Regions from separate parts of the Homo sapiens genome. Here region 2 is linked to region 1. A link is a contact called in ENCODE POLR2A ChIA-PET data. All regions are on one chromosome and are shown on one strand. Each heading gives the region's core, a stretch centred on a gene start or an enhancer-like site at or near the end of the contact. The rest is flanking DNA. Distances are from core to core; before and after follow the strand shown. Region 1 holds the start of MASP2 (MBL associated serine protease 2). Region 2 holds the start of TNFRSF1B (TNF receptor superfamily member 1B).

Evidence for each region. ChIA-PET counts read pairs that join two places held with the same protein, here RNA polymerase II (POLR2A).
Region 2: POLR2A ChIA-PET joins it to region 1 with 11 read pairs in GM10248. The contact joins the promoter of TNFRSF1B here to the promoter of MASP2 in region 1. POLR2A ChIA-PET finds 5 or more read pairs at or near these places in 2 of 52 experiments (BJ and GM10248).

The regions. Positions count from the first base shown.
Region 1 is chr1:11,044,876-11,048,985 of GRCh38, reverse strand. It overlaps MASP2 (MBL associated serine protease 2), which reads left to right and starts at 1,747. Exons shown (of 11, transcript NM_006610.4): 1 at 1,747-1,783; 2 at 1,867-2,095; 3 at 2,253-2,430; 4 at 3,447-3,578. The coding sequence starts at 1,779. RefSeq lists an enhancer at 2,410-3,242.
Region 2 is chr1:12,164,743-12,168,852 of GRCh38, reverse strand. It overlaps TNFRSF1B (TNF receptor superfamily member 1B), which reads right to left and starts at 1,862. Exons shown (of 10, transcript NM_001066.3): 1 at 1,684-1,862. The coding sequence starts at 1,761. MIR7846 (microRNA 7846) reads right to left here and starts at 1,910; the gene lies at 1,815-1,910. RefSeq lists an enhancer at 795-1,436 and silencers at 1,477-1,706, 1,717-2,026.

The DNA of each region.
Region 1 (4,110 bases), core at 498-2,997:
CGTTCTTCAGTTCTGGGAAATTTTCTTGCATTATTATTATTGCTATGTATGTATTTTTTGAGACAAAATCTTACTCTGTCACCCAGGCTGGAGTTCAATGGCATGAACATGGCTCACTGCAACCTTGAGACCTCCTGGGCTCAAGCGATTGTCCCATCTCAGCCTGCCAAGTAGCTGGGACTAAAGGTGCATGCCACCATGCCTGGCTAATTTAAAAAAATTTTTTTTTTTTTTAGAGACAAGGTCTTGCTATGTTGCCCAAGCTGGTCTTGAACTCCCGGTCTCAGGCGACCCACCTGCCTCAGCCTCCCAGCCTCCTGGGATTATGGGCAGGAGTCACTACACCCAGCCAGAGTCCCGGTCTCTAAAAGAAAATAGGCCAGGCATGGTGGCTCACGCCTGTAATCCCAGCACTTTGGGAGGCTGAGGCGGGTGGATCACCTGTGGTTGGGAGTTCGAGACCAGCCTGACCAACATGGAGAAACTCCGTCTCTACTAAAAATACAAAACTAGCCGGACGTGGTGGCGCATGCCTGTAATCCCAGCTACTCGGGAGGCTGAGGCAGGAGAATTGCTCGAACCCCGGAGGCAGAGGTTTGGTGGCTCACACCTGTAATCCCAGCACTTTGCGAGGCTGAGGCAGGTGCATCGCTTTGGCTCAGGAGTTCAAGACCAGCCTGGGCAACACAGGGAGACCCCCATCTCTACAAAAAACAAAAACAAATATAAAGGGGATAAAAAAAAAAAAAAGACAAGACATGAATCCATGAGGACAGAGTGTGGAAGAGGAAGCAGCAGCCTCAAAGTTCTGGAAGCTGGAAGAACAGATAAACAGGTGTGAAATAACTGCCTGGAAAGCAACTTCTTTTTTTTTTTTTTTTTTTTTGAGGTGGAGTCTCACTCTGTCGTCCAGGCTGGAGTGCAGTGGTGCGATCTCGGATCACTGCAACCTCCGCCTCCCAGGCTCAAGCAATTCTCCTGCCTCAGCCTCCCGAGTAGCTGGGATTATAAGTGCGCGCTGCCACACCTGGATGATTTTTGTATTTTTAGTAGAGATGGGATTTCACCATGTTGGTCAGGCTGGTCTCAAACTCCCAACCTCGTGATCCACCCACCTTGGCCTCCCAAAGTGCTGGGATTACAGGTATAAGCCACCGAGCCCAGCCAAAAGCGACTTCTAAGCCTGCAAGGGAATCGGGAATTGGTGGCACCAGGTCCTTCTGACAGGGTTTAAGAAATTAGCCAGCCTGAGGCTGGGCACGGTGGCTCACACCTGTAATCCCAGCACTTTGGGAGGCTAAGGCAGGTGGATCACCTGAGGGCAGGAGTTCAAGACCAGCCTGACCAACATGGAGAAACCCCATCCCTACCAAAAATAAAAAATTAGCCAGGTGTGGTGGTGCTCGCCTGTAATCCCAGCTACTTGGGAGGCTGAGGTGGGAGGATTGCTTGAACACAGGAAGTAGAGGCTGCAGTGAGCTATGATTGCAGCACTGCACTGAAGCCGGGGCAACAGAACAAGATCCAAAAAAAAGGGAGGGGTGAGGGGCAGAGCCAGGATTTGTTTCCAGGCTGTTGTTACCTAGGTCCGACTCCTGGCTCCCAGAGCAGCCTGTCCTGCCTGCCTGGAACTCTGAGCAGGCTGGAGTCATGGAGTCGATTCCCAGAATCCCAGAGTCAGGGAGGCTGGGGGCAGGGGCAGGTCACTGGACAAACAGATCAAAGGTGAGACCAGCGTAGGGCTGCAGACCAGGCCAGGCCAGCTGGACGGGCACACCATGAGGTAGGTGGGCGCCCACAGCCTCCCTGCAGGGTGTGGGGTGGGAGCACAGGCCTGGGCCCTCACCGCCCCTGCCCTGCCCATAGGCTGCTGACCCTCCTGGGCCTTCTGTGTGGCTCGGTGGCCACCCCCTTGGGCCCGAAGTGGCCTGAACCTGTGTTCGGGCGCCTGGCATCCCCCGGCTTTCCAGGGGAGTATGCCAATGACCAGGAGCGGCGCTGGACCCTGACTGCACCCCCCGGCTACCGCCTGCGCCTCTACTTCACCCACTTCGACCTGGAGCTCTCCCACCTCTGCGAGTACGACTTCGTCAAGGTGCCGTCAGGACGGGAGGGCTGGGGTTTCTCAGGGTCGGGGGGTCCCCAAGGAGTAGCCAGGGTTCAGGGACACCTGGGAGCAGGGGCCAGGCTTGGCCAGGAGGGAGATCAGGCCTGGGTCTTGCCTTCACTCCCTGTGACACCTGACCCCACAGCTGAGCTCGGGGGCCAAGGTGCTGGCCACGCTGTGCGGGCAGGAGAGCACAGACACGGAGCGGGCCCCTGGCAAGGACACTTTCTACTCGCTGGGCTCCAGCCTGGACATTACCTTCCGCTCCGACTACTCCAACGAGAAGCCGTTCACGGGGTTCGAGGCCTTCTATGCAGCCGAGGGTGAGCCAAGAGGGGTCCTGCAACATCTCAGTCTGCGCAGCTGGCTGTGGGGGTAACTCTGTCTTAGGCCAGGCAGCCCTGCCTTCAGTTTCCCCACCTTTCCCAGGGCAGGGGAGAGGCCTCTGGCCTGACATCATCCACAATGCAAAGACCAAAACAGCCGTGACCTCCATTCACATGGGCTGAGTGCCAACTCTGAGCCAGGGATCTGAGGACAGCATCGCCTCAAGTGACGCAGGGACTGGCCGGGCGCAGCAGCTCACGCCTGTAATTCCAGCACTTTGGGAGGCCGAGGCTGGCTGATCATTTGAGGTCAGGAGTTCAAGGCCAGCCAGGGCAACACGGTGAAACTCTATCTCCACTAAAACTACAAAAATTAGCTGGGCGTGGTGGTGCGCACCTGGAATCCCAGCTACTAGGGAGGCTGAGGCAGGAGAATTGCTTGAACCTGCGAGGTGGAGGCTGCAGTGAACAGAGATTGCACCACTACACTCCAGCCTGGGCGACAGAGCTAGACTCCGTCTCAAAAAACAAAAAACAAAAACGACGCAGGGGCCGAGGGCCCCATTTACAGCTGACAAAGTGGGGCCCTGCCAGCGGGAGCGCTGCCAGGATGTTTGATTTCAGATCCCAGTCCCTGCAGAGACCAACTGTGTGACCTCTGGCAAGTGGCTCAATTTCTCTGCTCCTTAGGAAGCTGCTGCAAGGGTTCAGCGCTGTAGCCCCGCCCCCTGGGTTTGATTGACTCCCCTCATTAGCTGGGTGACCTCGGGCCGGACACTGAAACTCCCACTGGTTTAACAGAGGTGATGTTTGCATCTTTCTCCCAGCGCTGCTGGGAGCTTGCAGCGACCCTAGGCCTGTAAGGTGATTGGCCCGGCACCAGTCCCGCACCCTAGACAGGACGAGGCCTCCTCTGAGGTCCACTCTGAGGTCATGGATCTCCTGGGAGGAGTCCAGGCTGGATCCCGCCTCTTTCCCTCCTGACGGCCTGCCTGGCCCTGCCTCTCCCCCAGACATTGACGAGTGCCAGGTGGCCCCGGGAGAGGCGCCCACCTGCGACCACCACTGCCACAACCACCTGGGCGGTTTCTACTGCTCCTGCCGCGCAGGCTACGTCCTGCACCGTAACAAGCGCACCTGCTCAGGTGAGGGAGGCTGCCTGGGCCCCAACGCACCCTCTCCTGGGATACCCGGGGCTCCTCAGGGCCATTGCTGCTCTGCCCAGGGGTGCGGAGGGCCTGGGCCCTGGACACTGGGTGCTTCTAGGCCCTGCTGCCTCCAGCTCCCCTTCTCAGCCCTGCTTCCCCTCTCAGCAGCCAGGCTCATCAGTGCCACCCTGCCCTAGCGACTGAGACTAATTCTAACATCCCACTGTGTACCTGGTTCCACCTGGGCTCTGGGAACCCCTCATGTAGCCACGGGAGAGTCGGGGGTATCTAGCCCTCGTTCCTTGGGACCTGGTTCCCTGGTTCCCTGCACTGTGGGACGGGCCAGTGCTCTGGGGCGTGGGCAGCCCCACCTGCTGGCGCTGACCCTGCCTCCCCCGACTCGGTTTCTCCCTCTCGGTGTCTCTCCTTGCCTCTCTGATCTCTCTTCCAGAGCAGAGCCTCTAGCCTCCCCTGGAGCTCCGGCCTGCCCAGCAGGTCAGAAGCCAGAGCCAGCCTGCTGGCCTCAGCT
Region 2 (4,110 bases), core at 613-3,112, 1.1 Mb before region 1:
GCCTCATGCTTGAGAAGGGTCTCTCTGCCAAGGATCAGCGGGAGAGGGGGCAGGGCCGGGAGACCAGCTACAAGGCTGCGGCAATAGTCCGGGTGGGGTCGTGGGGAGCAGGGATGAGGGAGGAGGGAATATGAGCTGCCGCAGGAGCTGGTCAGGAAGGGAAGGAAGTGGGAGGGAACCTCCTCCAGCTACTCCAGGACTGCAGCCTGGTGTCCTGCTGAGCCCTGTGCCTGACACCCCTCTCCCATCCAGGGGCTCACATGACCCCAGAGTTCACCCAGGCAGGCCCAAGCTCAGCGGCAGGAAGACCCCCTCTGAGGCCAGAGTATATGGCATGACCCCAAAGTCAAGCTGGGGACCACGGTCGTCCCCATTCACACTCGGCCCTAGAGTGGGGACTCTCCTGACCCAAAGGCCACCCAGGACTTACTCTGGGGCAGTTCTCCAGGACCCACTCCTGACACCCACTGTCGGTGAGTCAATTCTAGTCTGACAGCCCCCATCTTCCACCCACAAGAACTGGACTCTCTGGCCTCAGATCAACAAGTCACCTTATGTCACCACAGAAGCCAGTGCCACCTCCCACCTTCCTCCTCGGTCAAGATGTCAGATGGGGGCAGATGGGCCATGTGTCCATCAGGGGCGGCTCTGAGGAAGGATGAACGCCCACCTTCCCCGCAGCCTCAGGGCACAGGGGCCGAAGGCAGGAGAGGCCCCCTTTGGAGGAAGAGTTCCCCCCAGACCCTTCCATGAAATACAAGTTCTCTGAGCCTCAGTTTTCCTTCTCTAAAAAATGGTTTATCTTATCTTACCAAACCATGGAGACAGTAAAACAAAAATGGGGTTATCCTATGTTACCAGACCAGGAGACAGTCAAAAACAGGCAAAGGGTGCACAGTCCCTTGTACGCCCGTTGCTACTGTGGGAGTGACGTTCATATTGAATAGGAGCCCTAGGGTTTCTGCTGTCTCCATTTTCCTGCGGCCCCCGGAGACTTCATTTGCCTTGCTCGATTACCAGCCCAGACCTCCCTCGCTTGCCCTGTCCCCAGAGGCCGCAGAAAACAGACTCTGCAGTAGCCCCCGGACGCATCGGAGGAAGCAGACAGGCAGCTCGCCCTCCAGCTGTGCCCTCAGTGGACCTGACACACACCTGGTCCTGCTCTTCAGACACAGGACCCTGGTATTTCTAAGAAATCGGAAAACCGTCGCCCAGAGGAAAAGGAAGTCTTTTGAAGAGGGTGCCCGGCGTGGGCAGTGGGGCAGCGCCCCGGCACAGCCCCTTCTCCACCGCGTGGGAGGGAAGGGCTGTCGCGGCAGTCGCCGGGGTGAGGGAAGAGGGGTCCCGGGTCTAGCGGGGGTCTGCCCAGGACCCGCTGCTCAGCCCCAAATGCCCCGGCCTGCGCTCGCGGAGGAACCAGGGTGCGCCCCTGTCACGACGCGGGTAAGAGGGGCTTCGGGGGCCAGAGTTGTGCCCCGAGCGCACGTGTGCCGGGCCCGGAGTCCCCAGCGGGTCCCCAGAGGCGCGCGTGTCTGATGCGGATGGGGGGCGGCGACTGGGACTCCCAGCCTCCCAGCCCGTGACAGCGCCCCGGGAGAGCGCGGCCCGGGCACCCGAAGGCTGCGCACCAGCCGGGTGGACATGCGGGGCGGCTGTCCCCCGTGGGCCGCGCGAGTCACCCACCTGGGCGGGCAAGGCGTGCGCCGCAGCCCAGAGCTCCAGTCCGACGGCCAGCGCGGCCCAGACGGCGACGGGCGCCATGGGTGCGGGCGGGGTCCGGTTGCCCCCTGCCCTCGCGCCCTCGCGCCCTCGCAGCCCAGCGCCTTCTCTCCAGGCTCCGCTGCGCTCGCTAGCCCTCGACTGAAAGCGAAAGCCCGCGCCCCAGCGGGCCAGAGGCCAGGCGGCGGGGCGGGGCGGGGCCAGCCGGCCTTGGACACGCCTCCCCCACGCCCCTCCCCAGACGCTGCTGGGCCTCCGACCCGACCACTCCAGCATCGCTGGGCCGATACCTCCAGCGTCACTCCCAGCACTCGGGTGACCCCTCAACCTCCTCCTATCGTCCCCTCCTCTTCGAATCACCATCTCCACCTGCCCGGCCTCCACCTGCCCGGCCTCCACCTGCCCTCCCAGCTCCCACAGGCTTCCCTGTCCCGTGAGGGTGAGGCACTAATTTGGAAAAACATCCCCCAAAGCTGACAGCTGCTTTAGGGGAACCAAGAGAATTCTAGATCATTCACTTATTTAGACTCTATTTTAAATATATTTAATTCTTATTTTTTAATTTTTTTTGAGACAAGGTCTCACTCTTTCACCCATAGCTCACTGCAGCCTCCAACTCCTGCGCTCAAGCGATCCTCCCACCTCAGCCTCCCGAGTAGCTGGGACTACAGGCTCGGGCCACCATGCTAGGCTGATTTCTTTATAGAGATGGGGTTTCGCCATGTTGTCCAGGCTGGTCTCGAACTCCTGAGCTCACGTGTTCTTCCCACCCTCAAGTGATCTTCCCGCCTCTGGCCTCCCAAGGTGCTGGGATTATAGGTGTGAGCCACTGCACTCGGCCTGTTTAGACTCTAGAGCCAGACCACCTGGGTCTGGATCTCTGAACTGACCTCATAGGACTATTCTAAAAATTTAAAGATATGTAATATACATAATGCAGTCTGTACTTTATATATACTTAAGTAAGTATCTACATATATAACAATAGGCATTTATAAATCTTGGCTGTTGTTACTACTCTTCGCGTGTTCATTTATCCTTAAACACGCATCCAGCCTTCTCACAGGGAGAAGACTCTGCACTTCCCTGCTCAAGTCTCCTGCCCAGGCAGGGGGCAGATGAACAGAGGCTGGGAGAGAATGTCACCAGGGAAGCTGCAGGGCCCTGAGGGGCTGCTGAGACCAGGCCCAGGAGAGCTGGCTTCCCCAGGATTTACATCATGACCGAGCACCCATTCCAGCTGCAATCTGTCCCCCCATCCCCACTTTGAGTGCCAGCCCTAATACAGGGCCAGCCCTGCGGGGCCAGAGCACATTCCTCCAGCCCTGGATTACGGGGGTCCTAGCCCCCAGCACATAGGGCATTTCTAAGGGTTGGGGTGGGCTGGGTGGCAGGAGGCTATTCTGTTCCCTGTTTCCTCACTGCAGGCTGCCTGAAGAGGTACAGAGACCCTTGCTCCCGGCCACCAGCCCCACAGTGGAGCCTGCAAGGATGGTGCTTCTAGGTGCTGAGTGCTGAGTGAGAAACTGGGAAGTGACTCCCTGGGGATGGAAAACCCCACCTCCTGACCAGGAGGCTGGGAAATCACCTGGTTTCCACATGTTTCTGTGACATGGACCACGCTGAGGGTGTGGCTGGTATGACCCACAGCCTTAACTCTGCAGAGCCGCTGGACAGACATGCAGAGCTCTTCTGGCCCTTATGAGAATGCCTAGGAGCAGCTCCAAGGACTCCTTGATCCCTAAAATAGAGCTGAAGGCAGGAGGGAGATGTCACCTCGTGGAAGCAGGGGACAATAGTTCTCTCTAGTTGTCCCCCACACACCTCAAGACCAATGGGACCAACAGACTGTCTGCACCCCCAACCCTCAACAACCGGCTCCTCCTGCCAGTTTCCCTATCCCAGTGAATGGCACCATCACCTCCTGAAGGTGGGGATCCTCCCAGGCTTAGGTCCCATCCTGGGAACGAATTCAAGCTTAATCTCTATGCAACATGGGGCTTCTCCCCTTCTCCAGGCCGACCCAGGCTTGAGAGCAGGCGACTTCTCTCTGAACTCTGCCAAGTGCAGTTCTTGACTCCAGGGTCAGGCCCAGGGGTGAGGGTTTGGGAAGGAAAGGGCACAGTGTTCCATGGCAGCCAAAGTTGTCACCCATCTGGCACTGGGGACTTTGGGGACAGTTTCCAGCTCATTCTCTCTGGGGCTCTAGTGCAGGTTTCTTGGAGACCTTCTTACTGACTCCACTGGCCACAGCTCCCCAGCACCTGAAATGCCTGCACCTCCTGCTGGCCACAATTCACCACCTCCCCTTCAGCTCCTACAGGATGGTGTCCTCCTGGCTTCTCCTGCTGAGGCCGCCTTACCTACTAGGAAGCACTTTGGGATGGAGAT